Linked DNA regions of Mus musculus: all the other regions are linked to region 1. A link is a loop called in an ENCODE intact Hi-C map of the cell type or tissue named here. Cell type or tissue: gastrocnemius. All regions are shown on one strand. Region 1 overlaps Adcy9 (adenylate cyclase 9). Region 2 has its middle 48 kb from the start of Srl. Region 3 overlaps Glis2 (GLIS family zinc finger 2). Region 4 has its middle 17 kb from the start of Srl. Region 5 overlaps Adcy9 (adenylate cyclase 9). Region 6 holds the start of Adcy9 (adenylate cyclase 9).

Region 1 (4,000 bases):
CATGCTTTCTGAAAAAGTCAGGCATGGTGGTGAATCTGTAATCCCAGAATTTGAGAGGCAGAGTCAGGAGGATTATCACAAACTCAAAGCCAGCCCAATTCACACAATTACATAATGAGTTTTAGTACAGCCAGCAAGGGATATCCACTGCCAAAAATCAAACAAGAATAAAAATCAGATACAAAAGCTCCATGCTCCATCTGAGAAGTTGTGAAGGTAGTTCTAGAGAAAGAAGAGAGTGGTGGCTGCTGGGAGGGGAACAGTGACTGCTAACAGCTACTGCCTGTGCTGCAGACTTGTATGTCCCTCTCTCAGCAGGATTCCTACAGTGATGCGGACAGGTGGGAGGGCCTTTAGCAGGTAATCAAGTAACAAGGCCCTGCTCTGATGAGAGAGATCACTGCCCTTATAAAAGGGAGCCAATCAATTCCCTGGCACTCCCATTCCATGAGAAAAGGCCATGTATCTATGAACCAGCATCACATCTTCACTGGATATCACATGCATTGGTTTTCAGAACACTAAGCAATAACTTGTTTTCCAGAATTACATTTATTTTGAATTATGTTTCTGTGCTTCTATATGGGTATCTGCACATGAGAGTGGTACCTGAGGAAGCCAGCTGTGATCTACCCAATTGGAGTGCTAGGAATTAAATCCAGGTCCTCTGCAAGAACAATATGAGTCATCTCTCCAGCATGGGGACAACTTCCTACTGTGGGCACCCTCCAGTTGATGGAGTTTTGTGACATCAGTTAACTGGAGGAAGACAGCTCTCTCTCTCTCTCTCTCTCTCTCTTTCTCTCTCTCTCTCTTTCAAGGGCTCATGAAAACATTCTGCAGTAACATGATGATGGTTATATACCTTGAAAATACACTTTAAACTTATATGATTAAAAGGTTGTCTCTGTGTTATATGGGTCACATCTCATGGTGACAAGCGAGTGGCTCAGTAGACACTATGCTAACCTGAGGGTGATGAGCTCTCTCTGCTGGGCAGCTGGGCTGAAAACTAGGTATCTGTCCTGGCAGACCCAGAATCCCAAGCTTGTAGGAATTAGCTTACCTAGGAAGGCAAAGGTAGGACAAGTATAGACAGGTGTACATGGAGGAAGGCTCAGCTCAGTTACACACTGACCCCCTGACATGTGTAAGATGGAAGTGAAAACTTTTCTTGGAGAGATGCTTTAAGGATTAAATGGAGTGCATATGTGCACAGTCTAATGGTTCCTGGGACTCACCATATTCCGAACAGTCACTGCTACTGTCAGTGGGACACAGCAGCCCCAGGGATGGCGTAGTAATGGCTGATTGCCAGCGAAGAGGATTTCTTCTCAGTGAGAACTATTAAACACTAGGATTAATTATGGAAGACTAGATATTGTTGAGAAATTAAAAACAGCCTAAAGGCAAGAGTATGACCCAAGTTCACATCCAAATTTAGGTCACAGGTCACCACTGCATTAAATGAAAGCACAAAGATTCTAGAGTTCTATAGTTTGGGAATCTGACATAACGCAGATTATGAATATATCCATATTCACTTCAAAGATGGATGTACACATGCCAAAGTAGCTATTATTTATTAACTAGCACATGTGAACAAATACTACCTCCCATGTAAAATCTGTTTATATCCTTTAAGTTTCAATTTTGTGTGACATGTGTGCGTTTGTGTGTGTGCTGGGCTGGGGAGCACACAGAAGTCAGAGGAAAGCTTCCTGGAGTTAGTTTTCTCCTTCTATTTTTAAGTGGGCTCTGGGGATCAAATTCAAGCTGTGTGGCAAGCACTTTCCCCAGGGATCATCTCCAGTGTTGTCCTTACACTATCAAACTGACGTCAGCAAGACAGAACTGCTCCATTGGTAAGTTAATGCAATCATTCCTTTTTGAAATGCTATCTCATAACTCAGGTTAGTCTTGAACTTACATATCAAAGAACCATTTTGACTCTCCTCTTTCTACCTACCAACTGTTGGGTTTGTGTCCATATACCACCACATCAGCTATAGTGAAATAATTTTAAAACATCTTGTGCTATTGACTGAGTTAAAGTTCAAACATTTGCTAATGGAGAGAGTTATGAGTCAGTATTCCACACACAGCATGAGGACTCTAGTCCCATCCCCTGAACCCATAGGTGTCATTGTTTGTTTGTTTTGTTGATGTTTTAAAGCCAGGTATGGCTGTGAGCACCTGTTATCCCAGCACTGGGTCCCTGGGCCTTGCTGGCCAGCTCATCTAGATAAGGGATCTCCAGGTTCAGGAGAGACTGACTGTGTCTCAGCAAGATGGAGAGGAACTGATGGAGATACCTGTATTTGACCTCTGACTACACACATGAACACACACGTGCACACATATCACCCAAGATCAAGCACAAAGTGACTCTCTGAGCCCCAAGTGGAGCAATGAAGGAAATGGGCCCAAGAGATACCTAGTTTTAACTAGAGCTGTTCAGAAGGTGGCGCTGAGTCCCTGCTCCAGTACTGGTGCAGTGCCTAGCTTGCTCCTCCAGAGGGCACACTGAACACTTCACTAACCAAGAGACTGACTAGGAAAGGACACAGCTTAGTGGGGACAGGCTGACCTTATGGTTTGAAAGACATTAACTTTATCAAACCCCTAGAAGCCACTGATCTTGATACAGGAGGATGAAACAGTACAAAGCTATTATTTCACTGGCCACTTTTAAACATCGAGACTGGAGAAGAGCCACAGTGCCACCAGCCTGACATCGTGGTCCTGGTTCTTCCACAAGTGAGTAGTCTACTTAAAGGTCTTACAGGGCAAAATGAAGATGTTCATGTAAAGTATGTCAGAATATTTCAAAAGTAGTATTTATTTATTTATTTATTTATTTATTTATTTATTTATTTTTAAGACATGGTCTCAGGGCTGCAGAGATGGCTCAGTGACAGAGCACTCAATCATGACGACAGGAGTTCAGACCCCAAAACTAATATCAGGAGGCTCACAATACCTGCAATTCCAGCTCTGAGGAATCTGACACATTTTTTTGGCCTCCATGCACACCCCCATACAAGTGTGCACAGACACACACACAATTGAAATAAAATATTACGTTTTAACACAGGGCCTCACTATATAGCCCTGGGTGTCCTCAAACTCATCACACAGTCTTTAAAGTTACAATCATCCTGCTTCCGAACCCTGAGTGCTGGGATTACAGACACGTGCCACCACACATGGCTTCAAAGCAGTTTTGTTTTGTGTGCCAGCTCAGAGGGAACTGGTTGATTAGTGCTATGTGCCATGGGCAAAAGGCTGGACAGTGGGGGCATGGTGGACAGTAAGAACACGGTGGTGAAGGGCAGCTGCTCACTAGGCCTTCTTAGCTGGGCCGCACCAGGGGCACCTAGACTTGGGCGAATCACTGAACTCTATAACGGGGCTCTTTGCTAGTCTCTTTCTTTCTCAGCCACACTCTTTTGGGAAGACTTTCTTGATTAGAATTTTACAACAATTGAAATTTCAAATTTTTCAGAAAAGAAAAAAATCTACCTTCCCTGGGAGAGACACTCTCCTGTCTCCACATCCTATTTCGTCTGGGGCCCCCATGTAGCATGAGGCCTTTGCTGTACAATGCTGTGTATTTTGCTTCTTTCTCTACAGCCCCAATGGCAATTTGGTTTTGACAATTTCTATGGCCTAACCTCAATCTGAAGTCTTTGCTGAATGACACATCTATGAAACCTTCTCCACTTACCAAGAATGTACATCTCCCCCCGCCCCTCTGCAGCTATTGGCATCTTCATCATTACCAAGAACCTCCAACTTAGACTATACCCTTCCCTATACACCTTGGGAGCCACAGCTCACTGTGGAGCAAGGCCAGCAGGCATGTGACAGTAAGTTCACTGTCAAAATGACAACAGCTATGATGAGTTAGAGGTGTTTCTGTGCTACTGACACAGAGGCAGCGTGCAGTCTTGTCATGCACAAGCTCAGGGAGACTTTGGTCACATGGAGACTCTGG
Region 2 (4,000 bases), 160 kb after region 1:
AGAAAAGCAAAAGTCCTTTGGTGAGCGCTGCCATGTAATGTGGCTCTTTTGTTCTCCACAGACCTGCCCGGGAAGCCACACTTGAAGTCTCTGCCTCCTAGAGCTCGGTGAGCTAACCCTGACCCTGGTGGACCCTGACACACACTGCTCTGAATTCAGATCCCTGTCACAGGGCTTGTTCCAAACAGAATCGAATTAATTTTATTTCCTGATGAGGATGTCTGAAGGAGAGGGTGCCTCACACATGGTAATCAAGTGCTCTGCCTACATTCCAAGGCGATGACTGTTTGATTTGTTTTTGGTTTACCTACTTATTTTGAAACAGGGTCTCTATGTAGTCCAGCTGTCTTGGAACTCGCTATATATACTAGGCTGACCTCAAATTCACAAAACTCAGCCTGATTCTGCCTTCTCTTTCTTTAATTCTACTACTAAAGGCATGGGCTACCACAGCCAGTGCTGGCTTCTTGAGGAAACTACTACAGAATCTCTTATGTCCTTTCAGATCCTAAAATTGATGATTTGGGGAACAGCTCAAAGAATTCCAATGTAACCACAGTATTACCCCTGTATATATATCATATTATGGTATCCACAGTATTACCCCTGTATATTATATTACGGTATCCACAGTATTACCCCTGTATATATACATCATATTACGGTATCCACAGTATTGCCCCTGTATATATATATATATATATATTATAGTATCCTATAGCTGCCATTTCCATCTCACTGGGGGCAGGAGGAGCGGTGATTCCCCTCATACTGAAGTGGAGGAAAATAGCAGAGCTTCATTGTCTTTTGATTTGTTTTGGTTTTTTGAGATAAGAGCTTCTCTGTCCTGGAACCCTGTCTTAGTCAGGGTTTCTATTTCTGCACAAACCTCATGGCCACGAAAGGGTTTATTCGGCTTACTCTTCCACACTGCTGTTCATCACCAAAGGAAGTCAGGACTGGGAGTCAAGCAGGTCAGAAAGCAGGAGCTGATGCAGAGGCCATGGAGGGATGTTCATTACTGGCTTGCTTCCCCTGGCTTTTTTTTTTTTCAAAGATTTATTTATTCATTATATGTAAGTACACTGTAGCTGTCTTCAGACACTACAGAAGAGGGCGTCAGATCCTGTTACGGATGGTTGTGAGCCACCATGTGGTTGCTGGGATTTGAACTCCTGACCTTCGGAAGAGCAGTCGGGTGCTCTTACCCACTGAGCCATCTCACCAGCCCTCAGCCTGCTTTCTTATAGAACCAAGACTACCACACCAGACTCCAGACTGTGTCAACTCAAGTTGACACAAAACTAGCCAGTACAAACCCGATCTGTAGACCAGGCTGGCCAGAACTCACAAAGATCCACCTGCCTCTCAAGTGCTGGGATTAAAGACATGCGCCACCACTTTAGGCTAAAGCTTTGTGGCTAATGACAGAGGAGGTCAGCTTAAATTTCAAGCTCCTAGGATCATCTCTTAAAATCCTCACTTCCTGTTTTAGCTGGGGGCTGGCCCAGGAGAAAATAGCCCTCTAAAAACAGCAAGCACCAAATTCTCTAGGATGTACTGTCCACAGCATATAACTCTGAGCAAGTTCAAGGCCTCCTGGGTCCTAAATCAGAATTTTGCAGATCCTCTCAGGGCTTCAAAGTTGTCAGTTCCACAGCTTCCGAAGGGCAGAGCCTCAGCAACACCGGCCTTCAGGACACAGCCTTGTCCCCTGGGTAACTCGGCTGGCTTCAGGCTCCTAGACGTCCTCTGGCTGGAGGGTGAGGGGGACTGCTTGGAAGGGCCAGGTGCATCGGCCTCTTTAGCCTCACCGCTTGGTCTCCGGAGCTGCAAGGCGGCTGGCGCTGAGGTAATGGCGTGCAACTACCTCACGTCCCACTAGATCTCGGATACAAGACAGAGCTCGGACTCGGACACGAAGGAGTTGAGGGGACTTTGAGCCTCGAAAAGATCTTGGGACCGGCTGCCCAGTCACCGCCCACTCGAGACTCAGTGTAGACTCAGGAAGCACCGCGAGGTTCCACGTCTGCGCATGCGCTGTGCCAGCACGACAGCACCGAGAGATGGCCGCTAGGGAGCGCGACGGAGCAGTGCGGTCGTGCGCATGCGCACCAAGACTGCTGCCTTGTGAACTGCTTCCTGTGCCTGAGACCCAGCTTGCAACCCTCTCTGTGGCTGGTGCCTGTAGGGCCACGGCCAGTGGCTGCACCGTAGGTGGTGACCCCCACCTCAGGAAGACAAATTTGAGTGAATGAAAAGCCTGGCTTGAGAGACGTTCAGTGAGGAGCTCCACTCCCCCCACTTTCAGGACCCGGGTTCAGAACTGGCCTCACTTTCCTCATTAAGATCAGGAGCCGAACTGGGGAAGAAGGCCAAGGCCAGGCACAGCCACAGGGTTTCCGGTAGTGATAGAGGAACCAGATTTGGCCACAGACAGGATGCCAGTTGCAACCCATGCATTCCAGAAGTGCATCTCTCCACCTGTGGCCTTGCGGAATGGGGAGGTGGAGGACCAACAGCAGTCCCATGTCCTCACAGGGCCGCAGGGGCAGAAACACATCACAACATCGCATCCTTGCTTTCACAAACACTGCCAGGTGTTAACTGGCTTCGTGAGGTGGAATATGCCAAAATGTCACAGAAACCAGAGACGGGGCGTGGACTGGGCTTTTTTAGTGCCTATGTGGATGCAAGGTCCAACCAGGTCTTACAGACAGGGCCAGGCTGATAGACTAAGCTTCTCCAGGTCCTTAGCTCTTAGGAATGGGACAGAGTTAAGGGAAGACAGCAGGCCCAGGGGCAGGCAGGAAACTCCTGCTGGATCTTCAGTTTCTTCATGCTGTCCTCTGCCCAGGAACTTTAAGTGGCCTAGACTCCCTGGACTTTTTCATCTGCCCTATCCATCACCCCCGCCACACAAGCGTTCGTCTCCCCCAGGACCCCGTCCTACACTCATGTCCAGCCTTCAGTGTAGCTGAAGTTGCACTCCCTCCCTAAGTCTGACCTCCTTTTCTGGTATTCTAGGGAAGAGTCCTGACTCTATGGAAATACCCTTTTCAACAAAGGTAATACATTACTGTTCAAACAAAAATTTAATGATTTCAGTTCATTGGTTCTTTACAAATGAGAAAAAGGAAAACTACTGGGGGCCTGCAGCAGGAAAACCACTTTAATCCAGGCATTCCAGACCATCCTGGCGACATAGCAAGACCGCATCTCAAAACAAGTGGGTAAGAAAATCTTCTGTACTGGTGATAATATGATTTGGAAAACATCGTCTTATTCCTGGGGTCTTTCCTGATCACTGCCCCTCCTATGCCTTGAATCCCCACTACACAGTTACTTCCCGAGGTCAGAAATGATACCCTGTAAATCTGAAAAGTTCCAAATATTTTGAAATAGTACTGAGAAAGTCACTAGCACTAGAATTAATGGAAATATAACAGATATTTTCATACTCTTCACAAAATCATCTTTTGTTGGTTTGGGTTTCTGTTTTGTGATGTTTTTGTTGTTGTTGTTGTTGTTGTATTTTTCTTATGTGCTGTTTTTTTGTTTGGTTGGTTGGTTTTTGGTTTTTCGAGACAGGGTTCCCCTGGCTGTCCTGGAACTCACTCTGTAGACCAGGCTGGCCTCGAACTCAGAAATCCACCTGCCTCTGCCTCCCAAGTGCTGGGATTAAAGGCGTGCGCCACCATGCCCGGCATTTATGTGCTGTCTTGTGTTTGTTTTTGAGGTAGTCTCAAACTATAGCCTCCTGAGTGCTGGGCTTACAGACACAAGCCACCACACCAAGTTCACAATCACCTTTATTAGTGTTTGAGAAATGCGTACTATGAACTCTGGGGTAATGCTCCAGATGAGCACACATCAGCTACAGTAGTTAGACCTAGGGGTACATACCTGTAATCCTACCCCATGGGAAGCTGAGACAGGGGGACGGACCATGCATTTGAGGACAGACTAGGCTACATAGCAAGTTCAAGGTCATCTTGGG
Region 3 (4,000 bases), 290 kb after region 1:
ATAAACCCTCTGAGTGGGGAGGCAGTAACCAACCTAAGTCAAGTCCAGGGGCACAGGTGGGGCCGATAATCCCTTGTTTGTTACAGATGAACTCTGTGACCCAGGGCAGGTCACTCTCCCGAGCCTCAGTTTCTGCATCTATAAAGTGGGATGAAGTGGCACCTGGTGTGACAGGTGCTGCTATGATGGACTATCAGCCTCTGGCTGGTGCAGTCACTGACATAGACAGCATGGTGGTCTTGCCACCCATGATTACAACCCAGGGCAGACACTTCCCCCTAGACTTCAGTTTCCTGGTGCTAAAGTGATGTTCCAGTTGGAGACACTCTTAGATCAGGGCCTGGCTACTGTCAGGTGAAAGGAGACCAGGAATTCAGTTTTAAGTGTGTGTGTGTGTGTGTGTGTAACTGTGAAGCTAGCCTTGAATTACTGATCTAATTGCCTCCATCTCCCAAGTGAGCATGACTGACTGTGTGGAGAGGTGCATCTTGGGTCACTGTCCCCAAGTTCTAGGCTGGTTTTGCCATAACTAACTAAATGTGCAGTTTCCAGACTACCCCTGGTGAAATGGGGGTGTTCACCATATTAGTGATACATACGGCTGTGGGTTGGGGGGCAGTTCACCTTTGCTGAGGTCCTTGTTGAAGGTAGCCCTCCCTCTGGAAGGGAAGAAAGGACTTCACCCCAGCGGGAATTTGGTCCCCTTCTCTTAGCTTGGTGTCTTTGAAGCTTAGTTTCCCCAAGAGGGAGGGATGGTGGTCTATATTGGTCTATAGGGGGCCTGGTGCCCTGCAGGAGCTGCAGCTGGGGACCGTCTGCGCAGGGTCTGCAGTGGGCGCACAATAGCAGTCATTGTCTTGGCATGGCTGGCTGGAGGCGCCCAGCCCACCCTCAGGGTGACCCCCGCTCGGGTTGTGGGAGGGCTGTCTCCACCCCTGCCACCCCGGTGGTCTCTGCTCTTCCTCCCTTACTGCTGCTTCCTCCAGCTCCCTCTGCTCTAATTAGTTCCTTTTGCAGCTGGAAGAGCCTCCAGGGCTGGCCCAGCACCCTTTGGGGTTGCTGCTGCGGGTTCCCTTCATGGCCCTTGCAGGTGGGTGTGTCTCGGGACACACCTAGCCTACCAGGAGTGAGTGCTACAAAGCATGGCCTTTGGTCCCTGATCGCAGCCCTGCAGCCCAGGGTGAGAGTCACTCAGCCATCTGACCAGTAGGAAAACAGGCACAGGTGGTTTCTCCGGCAAGTCTTTCAGGCGGGTGGACTCCCTACCCCTGGGTATTGTACCCATGAGAGAGGGTGGTATCCCGTCCCTTTGGACCAGTAAGTTCCGGAGACCCACTGGTTCCAGATATCCTGAACTATAAGGGCAAGCTGCTGCTGGACCTTGGCTAAGGAGGTGATGGCTTCACTTTTCCCAGGATCATGGCCTGCCATTGTCCTTGTTCCAGGCATTTAAGTCTGGCTGGAGAGCTGAGCTGCAGAGTCAGTTAGAAGAATGGGGGACCTGCCTTTCTCCTCCCCCTTTCATCTAGCTCTAGGACAAAACCAAGCTGAAGCCAGATAGGCTGCTGCTGGCTGGGAGTAGGAGTGAAGAGGTCTTTGAGGTTGGCCATGGTCAAAGCATGAGTGGGGTCATAGGCCATCTGCTCCCTTGGGGTGGAGGATCAGAAAACTAGCAGGACTCGTTGCGACATCTCCTTCCTCCTTTCTTAGGAGGAGTGCAGAGCCTGGGCTGGATCCTGGCTTCCAAGAATGATCCCTACCTCCCTGGACAGAACCAAGGGACAGGAAGTGAAAGGGTATCCCTGGAGACTGGATCTGCTGATGGTGGGGGTGGGGCAGTCATTGGCGTCTCCTTTCCTGCTCTGGGTGCTGGCCTCCTCACCCAGGGAGATGGACCCTAGGTGAATGCTGTGCTGTTCCCTGGAGGTCCTCAGAACCAGATGACAGATCAGAGGCTCCTCCTAGGCTCCCTCTGGTGGGAGGACATGAGACAGGAGCAGGTGCCAAAGGCTACTGCTTGGTTGGCACTGTGACTGAGAGCCAGTGCTTGACTCTCTAGCTCAGGCACCCTGCCAGGGGTCTTTTCTCCATGGTGGGTGGTGGGGGCAGAGAAACCTGTGGCTTTGGGCCAGACGAGGGACCAGGCCACCAGCCCTTCCTGGCTCCTGAATTCTTAATCAGCATAAATATTTACTTCCTTCCTCCCCTTCCAGGCTCCCAGCATAGAGGAGCTTCAGGGAGGTTAGACTGAGACTGCGTCTAAAAATAAACAGGTAGAGACAGACAGACAGATTTAACGGGCTACAGGTCAGGCAGAGGGCAGCCTTTGCCTAGACAGGAATGGATGAGAAGGTCTAAGGCCATCACCATCACCTACCCACCTACATGGGTCTGGGACTCCCAAGAGGGTGGTGCTCTGGTCACCAGGGTATGATACAGTGAGTCTCTGGTCCAAGCGTTGTCTGAGCAGTAACAAGTGCATCTGACAGCCTCAGTGGGGACAAGTTACAGACCTGAATCTCACAGTAAACAGGTTTCCTGTGCTCTGATGATGCAGCCCTGTGTGCCCAGATTCCATGTAGCCACATGTAGTGGGAGCTGGAGATACATCCTTACAAGCAGGATTGCATTGCAGGCCAAGGAAGGGTGCACACTGTGTACTGGGGAATGCCGCTGAAGCTTGGAGTTTGAGGGCATAAGAGGGAAGCAAGGGACGACCAGGTAGGAGAAGCTGCCCTAGAGCCTTGGCCTGGAGAACAGATGGGAGGAACACAGTGAGTGACTGTCCTCTCTGCCATCTCCGCCCCATGTAAGGGCACAAGGTCTTACAAGCCCCCGAGGACACACTCAGCTGCTCCAGGTATTTTTCAGGTTTTTCCTTCCATGCCCACTTTGTATTAAATACAGTAGTAGAGTCTTTTAGTGTGGGTGTTCAGTAAAAAGATTTTTGCAGTGTGACAGTCTACACGAACAAAGGCCAGAGAAACAAGTGGGAGGTCTCTCGAGGGCGGAAGGTGAGGTGTTTGGTGTGGAAGGGCTGGCCTTGTGCTGTGAAGACCCCGCAGTTGCATGAGAGGAGGAGAGTCGCAGTATGAAATTTTAAGAATGTTACCACTAGCTTTTTCTACCTACTGTCCTTTTCTGGTCCTGCAGAACAGGTCTGGCCACAGTCCTCAGCTGCCCCCTGGTGGCAGCCAAAGCTCACTGGCCCTGGTTTTTGTCACAGCCTCTTTTACCTGGGAGGTTCAGTCCTTGTTCTTGCAGAGCCTTGCCTGGGACCAGCCCTCAGGCTGCTTTCCTTGGAGGTGATAGTCCCCTGCCCTGACCGGGCATTTCTGGCACGCTTAGTGGGTGCTTAACTGGTCACCAAGGACTACTGCTTGCATCTTGGAGGATTTTTGCTGCTCCTGGCCTCCTTTTAGGTCTCCGGATTCAGACTGGCAGGCCTCCTAAGCGTAACTTCCCATCTATCAGAAGCAACAGTTGGGGCTTAGCCAGCTAGTTTCTGGGAGATGTAGCTTCAAGTCTGGCCATTCTGCCAGACTGTGAGTTCTGCGTGATTGGGGGCAGTCTCTAACACTCCCATGATTAAATGGAGACTATAAACTTGGCCTATCCCAAAAGGCTAGTAGGGAGTGGCAGTGGAATGTAATTTGACTCTCCAGGATGCCAGTAAGCCAGGCCATTTAGGCTGTCCTCTCTACTCCTCTGCTCCCAGAAGTTTCAATGGGTATAGCTGAAAGAGAAACCTAAGGCTACACGACCTCTCCTGCAGGTTCCTGCCTCAAGACCAGTTGGGTACATCTTTGACACGCCCTCCCACCATGCACTCCTTGGACGAGCCCCTCGACCTAAAGCTGAGCATCACCAAGCTCCGAGCGGCAAGAGAGAAGAGAGAAAGGACACTGGGTGTGGTCCGGCATCATGCTTTGCATCGAGAGCTGGGCCTGGTGGACGATAGCCCCGCCCCTGGCTCCCCAGGCTCTCCACCACCAGGTAC
Region 4 (4,000 bases), 220 kb after region 1:
TACCATAATGGACTGGAGAGATGGCTCAGACGTTAAGAGCACTGACTGCTCTTCCAGAGGTCCTGAGTTCAAATCCCAACAATTACATGGTGGCTCACAACCATCTGTAATGAGATCTGACGCCCTCTTCTGGTGTGTCTGAAGACAGCTACAGTGTACTTACATATAATAAATAAATAAATAAATCTTTTTTTAAAAAGTGTCATACTATGCCAGAAAAGCATAAACGTAGTTGCTAATAATTCATTAAATATAGTAAGAATGCAACAAACAGCAGAAGAGAAACAGGAAGAAACACAAAAGGAAAGTCTAGGAGGGAAAAAAAGACTATATATTTAAGACCTAACACATGCATAACTTATTAACCACATGCCCAATTCAGTTTCCTTAAACTAAGAACACATGCTCAGAAGAAATAAAATTATTTCTGTTATTGAGATTCAGCAAGAATTTTCTCGAGAATCATCATAAAGGCAACAAGGTGTGACGCAATGATCCTTCACAACATTCTTAGAGCAAAAAGAATACATTTCCCAAGAAGTGAGAAAGTATTGCTCCTAATAGAGACTCAAAATAGGACCAATGAGGGAACCAGGGACCAAGAATAACCAGCCCTGATCTCAAACAATCACCAAAGAGGTCATCAACGAAGCACAAGACAAACCTGAATTGTCACATACTCATGGGTAAGATGGAAAACTGACCCAATCCATTTAAGGGACAGGGTCTTTAAAAAATGAAATTACAATAGCTATAAATTAGAATCGATCTAGATGTCCATCTCTAGATAAATAAATTATGGAATACTCATACAAAGCATTAACTGGTGCTGGCAGGCAGGTACATGGCCAGTCTGGCTGCTTGTTGTTTGGCCAGGACAGGCTAAGAAACAGCAGGATAGGCACAGAGCTGCACCTCAGTAACCATGCCCACCATAGAGTGTTCAAGCAAAGTCTAGGATAGTGAACATGGTGGAGCTATTTAAGGACAAGAGGGTGTGCTCTGGAGTTGCTGGGACATTTAGCTGGGACTGTTCTAAGACTCACTTTCCTGGGTTTGTGGAGCAAGCCGAGGCTCTGAGAGCTAAGGGTATGTAGATACTGACATATCTGAGTGTTCAATATGTCTTTGTGACCAAAAAGTTTGATCAAACCCACAAAGCTGAATGGAAAACTCTTGGCTGATACCACTGGGGCCTTTGGGAAGACAGATTTATTACTAAGTGATTCTTTGGTTTCCCTCTTTGGGAATCGCTGGCTCACAAGGTTTTCTGTGGTGATGGAGGAGAGCCAAAAGCTGGATGACACAGGCCTAGCCTGTAGTCTGGTCCCCAACCTCTCGAAGCTTAGAGGCTGTGGTCAGATGAAAGCTCCCTGTCCTTCCTGCCTGCCCTACTCACCCCTGCACCAAGAAACCAGCACAGGGCTGGAGGGATGGCTCAGTGAGTAAGCACCAACTGCTCTTCCCAAGTTCCAGAATTCAAATCCCAGCAACCACATGGTGGCTCACAACCATCCGTAACGAGATCTGATGCCCTCTTCTGGAGTGTCTGAAGACAGCTACAGTGTACTTACATATAATCAATAAATAAATCTTAAAAAGAAAGAAAGAAAGAAAGAAAGAAAGAAAGAAAGAAAGAAAGAAAGAAAGGAAGGAAGAAAGGAAGAAAGGAAGAAAGAAGGAAAGAAAGAAGGAAAGAAAGAAAGAAAGAAAGAAAGAAAGAAAGAAAGAAAGAAAGAAAGAAAGAAAGAAACCCAGCACTGCCTCAGCTGGGACCTCTTTAACCATATTTCTGGAATAAGCTGTCTGGTTCATGAAAAAACTACGTAACATACTGCTGATACATATGCATAAGCTGATACATATGCATGAGCTGATACATATGCATGAGCTGATACATATGCACGACGCACCGGAACACCCTGCAATCCCAACGCTTGGGTACAGAGGAGGATCAGGAAGTCACAGTAAGTAACTAAAGTGACCCTCAGTAATACGGGGAGCCAAGGCCAGCCTGAAATGTATGAATGACCCTTTCTCAAAAAAACTCGATTAAATAAAAGAGGGCACTGAAGAAATGGCTCAGCAATTACATGTCTCTGCTCTTCTGGAGGACCAGAGTTTGGTTCCCAACTCTGTCCGGCAGTTCACAACAACCTGTAGCTCTAGCTCATGGGGATCTGACGCCCTCTTCTGGCCTCCTCAGGTCCTTCACTCATGTACAAAGACACAAACACACAATTAAGATTTTTTTTTTAAAAAAATTCCATCAGGGCTAGTAAGACATCTCAGTGGGTAAAAGCGCCTGCTGGCAAGTCTGACGATCTGGGTTCCAATCTGGGTTCCATTCCCGGGACCACACAGGATAGAACTGACTCCAGAAAAGTTGTCCTTTGATCTGCACAATGAATGCAGTTTTACAAAAACTGGATTTAATCAACTTCATTTGATTAACTGGATTTTATTAAAACAAAGTAACACTCGCCAGGGGGGAGCGGCACATATCTTTAATCCCAGCCTTCAGCAGGCAGAGACAGGTGGACTAAGTTAGAGGTTTCTGTTCTACAGAGTGAGTTCCAAGATAGCCAGAGCTACAAAGAGAGATTGATTGATTGATCAAAAATGATAGATAGATAGATAGATAGATAAACATTTATCTTATTTCATTTGATTTCTTAGCACAGGGTCTCATGTATTCCATGCTGGTCTGAAACTTAGATATGGCTGAGGATAGCATTTTAACTCCTGACCCTTCTGCTTCCACCTAAGTGTTCAGACTATAGGTGTGTACACATATAATAAACTCACAAACAAAAAAGATAAAACAGGAGCTGCAGGGGTCGTTCAGCAATTAAGATCAGAGGTCTAGGCACGGTTCAGTTCTCAGCACCCAACGAGGGCTCACAACTATCTTAAAACCTTCAGTTCCAAGGGACCCGACACCCTCTTTTGGACTGCAGGCACCACACATGCACATGCTCATACATGTAGGCAAACTCATACACAGAGAATAAAAATAAGCAAATCTCTAAAAACTACATAATGAAACCTAAAAGTGAAATTAAAAAGTATAAACAGATTTTCTTTTTTAAGTGGAAACGGATAGGGGTATAACTTGCCTAATAGTCTAGCCCGACACAAAAAAAATACAGGTCCATCGTCCTTGCACATAAGAATATATTGCAAACTTATTCCCATCTTTCGCTCTGCCTGCATTAGCAGCGCGTGGCTTGGGGCTCAGCAGGAACAATGAAGGAGCCTAAGGTACCCAGCATACACCCTGAGGTGACAATGTTCCAGACATAATTAAGTGTAGTACGTAAATGTCACCTATTTTTCGGCTGTTTTATGGCGTCCTCTGGAACACTGTAAAGTCCCACGTGCTGAGGCGTACCGGCACGACCATCCGACCGACGAAAAGTGGCCTCGAACCGCCGGGCACCCGGAGCTCAAGCTCCGCAGCCTGTGGGCGGGGCCGGACGCGCCTATGGGCGGGAACTCCACCAGACGCCCCAAAGCGCCGGGAGGTGTGCACGCTGAGAAGGCGTGGCTAATCCCGGAAGGGGCGTGAACGCGCCAAGGGTTTCCACAGCCTTCTCAAGAGACCGCCTACCACCGCTGGGCGCCAGCGATTTTCCTGAGAAGGAATATTTTCCTTGGCTCCACCCCAAGCCCCGCCTCTGGACCATGGGACAAGAGCAGAGACCGGAAGGAGGCAGAGCCTCGGTCCCGCCAGAAACAGCCTAGGCCCATAGCTCCCTCTGTTGATGCTCTGGGAAGTTGCATTGGAGCTAGTCCTGCCGACCACCTCACACCTAAGGAAGATTACGCATAAACTGCCTAAAGACATAATACTCAGATGGCTACCCATTGTACGACTATTTACATAACATTTTGCAAAAACCAGAACTATAACAGAAACATACCAGGGAAACAACAGAGGCTGGGGGAACACTGAGAAGGTTGCTACTCAATAAAACCAGAACTACACACAATCAAG
Region 5 (4,000 bases), 82 kb after region 1:
TACAATAGAAGCAATTTAAGCACATGCTTTCAGAATCAGGGTAGTCCGCCCCAGACCTCTAACCTAAGTTCTTGGCATGCTCCCACACCGATCTTAAACTCCCAAACCCTTTCCCACAGCCCAACAAATGACCAACCAAAGCTTGTTTTTCCTTTTGTGTCTCATCTAACCCCTGTCTTAATTCACAATCTTAATTTTCAATCAGATGCTTAATAATAATATAAAAAGAACCTGCCCTCAGAGATGAGGGCTACTGGGGAATGAAGCAAGGGGACCTTCGTCTCTGCAGCTTCTTTCTTTTCTTTCTTTATTCTGTTTTTTGGTTAAGGAAAACATCTCCAAGTTCATAAAAACAAGGAGCTAAAATTAGACAGAAGAGCTGAGCCTTGACTCACGGTAGGGAAACATTATTTTTAAACTAAGGAGTATTTATAGGAGAGAGCTTTATGAAGAAGGAAAAGCAAGCTTACGTATGTGCATGGTGTGACCTGGGAGGGAATAAATTGGGGACAACCCTCGAGGAGCACTTATGCTAACGTTCCTGGAACTGCAGGCATCTTGCCTGTGTCTTTACTCATGGAACATAGATTAGAAATAGGAATGATAAACTCCACTTTATGTACAGAAAAGACTACACCAGTAGTCTGGACCACAGTCCAGCTGCCCGCTCCTATGTTCTCCTCAGGCCCGAGAGAGGACCCTGACACGAAAGAGCTGGCCCCATGGGAGGTACTCATTCCCAAGAACAAGTGACACTTCTCGGTGATCCAGGCCAAAGTTGAAGAATTATGCTTGTTACATTTTCTGAAAAGACAAATTGGCACTGAAACTGAAGGCACTTTGCAGTGACTGTTAAAGGGATAAATCTCTCACCACGTTAGAGCACATTCCCCTTGACATTCAGCAGTGCTCACAACCTTCCTGACAAGCTCCCCAAGACAGCAGGTGAGGGGTGTGTGCAAGGCAGAGAGGGGAGGCTGAAAGCTCAAAGGAGGCAGGGAGGATGGTGTGTTGCTCTGGGGCTATGCACAGTGGAGAGGGGGAGGGGAAGAAGAATCCCATGTCTACTGCTTTGAAGACAGTTGGCAGCATCCTGTGTGCTACAGGACAAGGAAGGGCCCCACTTAATCCCGAGGTTCCAAGGAATTCTGAGAAGGAAGCAACAGCTTCATCCCAGGCAGCATCTGAAGACAAAGGACCTAGACACTTCTGAAGACACATCAAGACCTGCAAAGAGCCCAGTGGCTGGTGGAGGGGTCAGGGCCCACCGAATAATGACTCTACTTAATGGAGGTTTCGTTCTCAGTACCAGTGTAGCATTCAGGTTAAATCCATGTCCACAAATGTCTCTAAAACACACATCATACCAAGAAGTAGCAGACTCCTCTCTATCAGTGTAAGATTCTAGTGAAAAGTCATGTTTCAAAACGTGACCAGGAGATGAGGGGGGAAATTTAAGATTCCAGTTCCAGGGCTGGTGAGATGGCTCAGCAGTTCAGAGCACTGACTACTCTTCCAGAGGTCCTGAGTTCCATTCCCAGCAACCACATGGTGGCTCATAACCATCTAAAATGAGATCTGGCGCCCTCTTCTGATGTGTCTGAAGAAAGTGACATTGTACTCACACACATAAATTAAATAAATCTTAAGCCTTCCACTCAGGGAAAGAACAAGTGGGGCCAGAGCAAGAAAAAAAAATTCCAGTTCCAACATGGTGATACAAGGATAGTTCCAACATGGTGATATGAGGATAGGGACCCCATCCTGTCCCTACTCACAACAGATGTCAGTTCAGCAAGAGTGCAGCATAGTGTGTCCATGGCTAATCACTGGCCCACACTGGGACTGCCCTGTAATAGCCGTCCGTATCTGTGCATCTTGTTCCTGCCCTATTGCCTGCAGGAACTCATCAGCTGACGCAGATGACCAAGGCTCCTTCTGGGACTATTTTCTGTACTTCTAAGATGCATGACCAACCCCTTCATCAGCATGACCACACTGACTGCACACTGAAGTAATCTTCTCCAATGTGGATCACAGTATGTCTATGCCATGTGACCATGAGTAAAGTACAGTTAGCAAGCCCATCTCTGGAGAAACCCCTCTCTTTGTTCTCCCTAGTCAACATGTTCTCCCTACCACATCCCTGCCTTAGGAAAGGGGCCTACCACACTGTGGAGTCTGCCTGCCGATATCCATCAGCAGATTCCCTTCATCTGCACTCCATTGATCTAAAACCATCTTACGTGATCTGCAACTGCATACACATTTACACACCCTTGTAAAAAAGTTTTATTTTACATGTCTTGTATACCTTCTCTCTTAAGGAGAACGAAGAGAAGAGCTTGGCTCAGGAAGACATGCAAGTTCTCTGCTTGAGATAAGGTGTGCTGACTGACTTCCTGGAGGCGAATGACATAGCTCTCTGCTCTGTAAGCAGACATATTGCTACCAGACACCCGGATCTGGAACGAGGGCCCTGGCAGTAGGTAGGAGTATTCTCGACACTGGAAAAGTACATACTATTCTCCAAGGTAACTTGATATATTGGCGCCTTTGCTTACAGATGGTCTCATGGTTACCCAGATCAGGTCTCCTAAATAATACAAGTCTGAGCACAGAAATGAAGGCACTGAATCTGCTAACCTGTGACCTGACCTCAAATCAAGATCACTGTCTCTCCCAAAAGACTACAGTGGCACCATCCATCTCAGACTCATCTATATAAATCATTATTTCTTTTGTGGGAAGGGTGATTAGAGACAGGGTCTCAACTGTGTAGTCCTGGCTTTCCTGAAACTCAGTATGTAAAACAGGTTAGCCTTGAGATCCCAGAGAGGCTCCTGCCTCAGTCACCTACGCACTGGGATTACAGATGTGCACCACCAGTCTCCACTTGCTTTGTCCCAGTGTGTTAATGTGTCTAATGAGCTGTTAACTTCACTCTGGTATTCAGATTTAACTTTACTCTGGCTGTATTTAAATAAAACTCATAAACCATACAACTCACTCCCTTAAGTACAAAATTCAATGATCCTTACTACAGCTACCAGCTGCCACATAAGCATTTTGGTTTCAGATCTCTCTTTTTCTCTCTCCCTTCCTATTCTCCCCAACCCCCCCCCCAAACACCATCAAGATTCTGTAGCCAAGGTTGGCTTTGAACTCTTTTGAAGAGCCAAAGAGACCTCTTCCTGGGATGGTCTTCAGAATACTGCTCATCATCCTAAGAAGAAAACCCTGTTTCCACTAAGCAAGCATCCCCCCTTTCTCCCAAACCATCCATCTGCCTCTAGTTCTATGATTCCTCTATTCTGGGCATTTCTTATCAGTGGCCTCTGCCTAGCATCTTTCACTCAGCACATGTCCACGGCTCATCTATCTTGTATATGAGTGTGTGTCATTCACGTTGATAACTGAATGATATTCAACCATGTGGACAGTGCACACTTTGTCTATCCATCTACCCACTGGCAGACATTAGCTGACACTTTGGCACTGTCATGAACATCTGTGCACCAGTTTTTGCATGATTGTGTCTTCAGTGCTTCTGGGTGCATGCCTTAGTGCAGAATTGTTGGGATATACTGTAACTCTGTATCTGCCCTCAGGAGTTGCCACACTGCTGTACATAACAGCTACACAATCTTATAATCTCCACCAGAGGAGTCAAGCAGTCTAGGAGATCCTGAGACAGTGGCCTATATCTATAGCAGGCACTCAAAACCTATGTTCAACCAATGGATTTCACAATTGTGGCTTTTTAAAAAAATCAAGTGTTGTTAGTTATTATGCATGTATAAAATTATCAAAACAACAAAAAATTCAAGTTAAAAAACATCATCACTAGAAGTAATAATGCATGCCTGTTTTCTAAGCCCATGGAAGCAGAAGCCAAAAGATTGCCATGTCTACACAGTGAATGTCAGACCACCAAGCAAGACTGTCCCAAATACAACATGATAAAACAAAACAGCAAAATGAAGCCTGACTACACACT
Region 6 (4,000 bases), 100 kb after region 1:
AAAAGGAGTTTGGGGTTAACAGTTTTGTCAAAAGAGATAGGGAAACATCTACACGGAGTTTAAGGGCAATTTCTTTAAGTGCTAAAAAGTTGTAACTTTCAAAGGTCTCTGATACCCACACACACTCACTTGGCTTTCCACCAGAATTTCAGAGACATCGAAGCCAACAGGCAGGGTGTGAGTTTTCAAAGTTCTCCCTCCTTTAAGGTCTCATCTAGGTCAGCCCTATCTCCGTGTTCATGTCTGCACTGTGACTAGGTCTATAACATCTGACTCACTAGAAAAACAAAAGGCACACTGATTCCCCACAGTCAGGTGTACCGAGACAGCCAACTGCCTCCAGACACTATCGCTCGCTGCAAAGAGGTTTTTCAATTATTGTTAATACCATGGAAGGCAAACAGGATGGGGAAGGGAGAAGACAAAGAAAAGCACGTACCTTTCAACTGGTCAGCCACCACACTCTGCCCAAGGCGCTCAATAACTCTCCCATCTTCCATTTCATACCTGTCGTCTAAGTATTTTGCAGTGGCCTCAGATATGTGAACTTTGCCAGCCACTCCCAGCTGCTCCATGAGATTAGCCAAGTTCACATCGTTGGACCACACATCAAATTTAAACCTCCTCATGCCCAGGATGCCACACAGGACAGTCCCCGTGTGAACCCCAACACGCATGTTCACCATCTCTTTCTTCTCCTGGCAGAACTGCTCGATGGCTTTTATCATGCCTAAGCCCATTTCAATGCAGCAGTAGGCATGGTCTGCCCGGGGCTCCGGACACCCTGCCACACAGTAATAACAGTCCCCCAGAGTGCTGATCTTCTCACACTTGGTCTGCTCACACAGGCGGTCAAAGCGACCGAACAGGTCATTGAGTAGGCCTACCAAGGCATGCGCAGATTTGTTGGCGCTCATCTTGGTGAAACCCACAATGTCTGCAAATAAAATACTGACTTCTTCAATCTGCTGCATCTTAAAGGGGCGGAATGCTATCGGTGCCTTCTGTATGGAGGACTTCTTCTTCCTGTTCTTGGGACTGGAGGTGGCATGCCTCTTGACGGAATTCTCACTCTCCTCGTCCCCTTGTTTCATTAAGTCGTCGGCTATGATTCTTGGCATCACTGAATGAATCATCCTCTCTTTCAGGGCTTTCTCTACTTCCAGATCTTTGCCGTGCATAATGGATTGTCCCACCTTGAGAAAGGTGCTCCTGGACCTCACCTGAGACATGACAAACAGATGGATCCCGATAGCGTGAATGCACACGTGAAGCAGGGCTCTGCTCAGCAGCTCCCAGTGCAGGGCCCCAGGGCCCGGAGAAGGGTAGCAGTCTTCGTTTCGGAAGTGGTAGCCGAAGGTCTCAAAAAGGACAGAATAGACCACCCCCAAAAACAAGCTCAGGTACAGAGGTAACTGCATGACTGTGTAGAGCAAAAGGAGCACTTCGATGCATATGGAGAAGCTTCCTACTTGAGATAAGCAAGTGTCCGCCGGAGTGGCCGTGAGAGTATGATTGGAGCTGTCAACACGTCCTGACAGAGGTGTCCAAACCTGAAACTGCGCAGCCAGGGTCAGGGCGAACACCAGCAGGGTGAGAGCCAGCGAGGTCCACGCATAATGCCGGGCGTACAGCTTGGTGAAAGTAAACAGGAAAAAGCCCACACACACCACCAGGAAGCACAGAGCTGGGACCACCATGACAATCACTTTGGATTTCATGTGGACAGCGAAATAGATGCTCCAGAGAAGGCAGGCGAAGCCCACATAAAAGAGTGCGTACCGGAAGCGGCGCTGGGTCTGCGGAAAGCAGCGCTCCAGGCAGGCCTCCTCCAGGTTCATGGAGTCGAATTTGGGGTCCCACCACCGGCTGGAGGCCCTCTCAAAAAGCTGGGGCAGCTTCTTCTGTCTGCGCAGGCGACCCCCGCCGCCAACCCTCCGGGGAAGGCCCCCTGAGTCTCCCGAGCTGCTACAGCTGGAGGAGATGCTGTACTTGCAGTGCTTCGGGTGGGTGTTGGAGGACAGCTGCTTAGGGTTGATCTTGACCCTCACGCTGTTGCTGTCTCCGCTTGAGTCGCAGCTCACCTCGGTGCTATGGTGATGCAGCAGCTGCTGGTGGGGTGAGGAAGCCATGTTGCCGAGCTCTTGGAACCTTTCCCGACCAGGTCAGGGGCACCTGCAGGCAAAACCAGCAGAATTAGAGCGGCCTGACTACACACACTCCCGGAGGGCCACGCGACCTGTGCTTGTCGCGAGTGCGAGCTCTGGCGAGCCACTTGGGAAGGCACCACCATATGTTCACCAAAACTGCCCATAACGGCGCATAAAAGCGCCAAGGCGAGCGAGAACCGCACGGGCCGTACCTGGTGCTCCCAGGGTTCTCGTGCCGCGGCCGCGCTGAGTCTTGGGTCCCCGGCAGCGCTGCGCTGCGCTCCCCTCGGGCGCCGTCGCCCGCTGGTGGCCTCTCCCCGTGCAACTCCAACTGCAGCTCCAGAGGGAAGTTCAGACCTTGAGCGCTCGGGGCACCGGGAGCAGCTTTCGCAAAAACAACTCGGGAGGCGAGCAGCGCTTCATCCTGCCGCAGCAGCGCCCGGTGCGTCAAAGCGCGCGGGCCAACCTGCGGCTCCTGCCGCGTTCCGTCCCCTTGCGGCTAAGCACCAGCGGGCTACCCTGCCCCGCGCCCCTGCTCGCGAGCTTGAGGAGCCCGAGGGCCGCCCGTCCGAGCGGCCGGTCTAGCAGGGCCTGCTGCCCGCAGCCGAACGCACCCCGGCCCAGAGCCGAGCTCGGGGCACTGCGCGGGCCCCTCCACAGACCGCCGTGCGGGCTGCCGCAGAGCCTGACTCCCGCGACGCCGGCTGGCCAGCACGCCGGTCGTCCGCACGCCGCGCCCACGCCCCAGGGGCCCTGCCTGAGCTACAGATGCCGCTGCGGCTGCGCCCGCCGCCCGCTCTCCCGCAGCCGCTGCCTCAGGTCGGAAGAGTAGCAGCCGCAGCCGCCGCCACCACCATCTCCGGCCCCCTCCTCCTCCCCCTCCCGCTGTCACTGACAGACGCGCGCCCGCGCCGCCCCTCTCCTCTGCCGCAGCGCGCACGCGCGGCCCGCGCACGTCACCGCCGGGTCCGGGACACGCGCACCAGCAGCGCGCCACCCCGCCTAGGAGCGCGCGCCCGGCTCGGGGCTGCAGCGGGGCGGGGCCGGGCGGACGCGCTCTGGGCGCCGCCCTCCGCCCTGGGCTGCTCCGAGCCTGGGCCGCCTGCTGTGGGCACCAGGCCTCCGCCTTCTTCCGAGGCCTTGGCTGCCTTTGACTACTTGCCCCGCAGCCTGGCCCCCAAGTCCGCACAGGAAGCATCTAAGCGCAGTTTACCTTTTGGATACATCGAAGTTTTCAGTCCCTGGCTTTGCTCGATTGTGACCTCCCTCCCATTCTGCCAGCAATGTAGGAGTGTTCCCAGTGGTGCTAGGCCCCTCTGAACTTGCTGGGGGATGGAAATGATCATCACCAGCCAAGCCACTTCTGATAGCTTCTAAAGTCGAGCACCACTGAGGACCACCTTTGCCAACCCCCTGGGGAAGTTATCTTCCCGACTTTGAAGATCTTTCATTCTTCACATGAACAACTGTTTTTCCCTCTCCACAAGGAAAACGTTCAAAGAAATCAGCTTCCCATTAATAAGTTCTACATTGGTCTGTGTAAACTCTGGCCTGAATAAACACAATTCTATATTCTCTGGTCGCACCCTGGCTGCCACACCGTACAGTGTTTTTCTGCAACCACAGGGGACTAACTGACCCTTCCTTCCCACAGCTCTCGGGGCCCATCCCAGGCATCCACAGTCACTGTGGAATTCAGGAATAGGAAGGTAAAATATAGACTATCTATACAACCGAATATTATTCGACTATAAAAATGAAGTACACTTGCTACAACCTCTGAAACACACTGGGTAAAAGAAACCAAACACAAGAGGCCACATATTGTATGATTGTATTAATGTGAAATG

Evidence for each region. Peaks named below come from ENCODE experiments on the same cell type or tissue, not always from the same donor. Only the 100,000 strongest peaks of a DNase experiment are listed, where the experiment ranks them.
Region 2: a loop joins it to region 1, with 4 times the contacts of the local background. A loop is called at or near these places in 27 of 42 quality-filtered maps.
Region 3: it touches region 1 in a loop (2.7-fold over the local background); 21 of 42 quality-filtered maps call a loop at or near these places.
Region 4: a loop joins it to region 1, with 6 times the contacts of the local background. A loop is called at or near these places in 33 of 42 quality-filtered maps.
Region 5: a loop joins it to region 1, with 4 times the contacts of the local background. A loop is called at or near these places in 2 of 42 quality-filtered maps.
Region 6: a loop joins it to region 1, with 4 times the contacts of the local background. A loop is called at or near these places in 17 of 42 quality-filtered maps.

The regions. Positions count from the first base shown.
Region 1 is chr16:4,313,764-4,317,763 of GRCm38, forward strand. All of the region lies in intron 3 of Adcy9 (adenylate cyclase 9), which reads right to left. Among named protein-coding and RNA genes, the nearest start is that of Gm36359, 31 kb to the left of the region's middle. In gastrocnemius, a CTCF peak has its summit at 2,495 (motif pointing right); a DNase peak (open chromatin) is centred at 2,504; H3K27ac peaks cover 4,000 bases.
Region 2 is chr16:4,473,185-4,477,184 of GRCm38, forward strand. It overlaps a transcript of Srl not described here. Among named protein-coding and RNA genes, the nearest start is that of Srl, 48 kb to the right of the region's middle. In gastrocnemius, no CTCF peak of the experiment used is centred here; a DNase peak (open chromatin) is centred at 2,069; H3K4me3 peaks cover 1,305 bases; H3K27ac peaks cover 2,892 bases.
Region 3 is chr16:4,604,823-4,608,822 of GRCm38, forward strand. It overlaps Glis2 (GLIS family zinc finger 2), which reads left to right. Exons shown (of 7, transcript NM_031184.3): 2 at 3,776-3,996. The coding sequence starts at 3,825. Among named protein-coding and RNA genes, the nearest start is that of Glis2, 12 kb to the left of the region's middle. In gastrocnemius, a CTCF peak has its summit at 1,995 (motif pointing left); DNase peaks (open chromatin) are centred at 902, 2,039, 2,802, 3,189 and 1 more place; H3K4me3 peaks cover 427 bases; H3K27ac peaks cover 2,653 bases.
Region 4 is chr16:4,538,350-4,542,349 of GRCm38, forward strand. It overlaps a transcript of Srl not described here. Among named protein-coding and RNA genes, the nearest start is that of Srl, 17 kb to the left of the region's middle. In gastrocnemius, CTCF peaks have their summits at 179 and 2,201 (motif pointing left); a DNase peak (open chromatin) is centred at 3,616; H3K4me3 peaks cover 1,082 bases; H3K27ac peaks cover 2,294 bases.
Region 5 is chr16:4,395,427-4,399,426 of GRCm38, forward strand. All of the region lies in intron 2 of Adcy9 (adenylate cyclase 9), which reads right to left. Among named protein-coding and RNA genes, the nearest start is that of Adcy9, 23 kb to the right of the region's middle. In gastrocnemius, no CTCF peak of the experiment used is centred here; no DNase peak of the experiment used is centred here; H3K4me3 peaks cover 1,284 bases; H3K27ac peaks cover 4,000 bases.
Region 6 is chr16:4,417,414-4,421,413 of GRCm38, forward strand. Adcy9 (adenylate cyclase 9) reads right to left here and starts at 3,085. Exons shown (of 11, transcript NM_009624.3): 1 at 2,363-3,085; 2 at 440-2,175. The coding sequence starts at 2,132. In gastrocnemius, a CTCF peak has its summit at 2,458; DNase peaks (open chromatin) are centred at 1,364, 2,202 and 3,087; H3K4me3 peaks cover 3,695 bases; H3K27ac peaks cover 4,000 bases.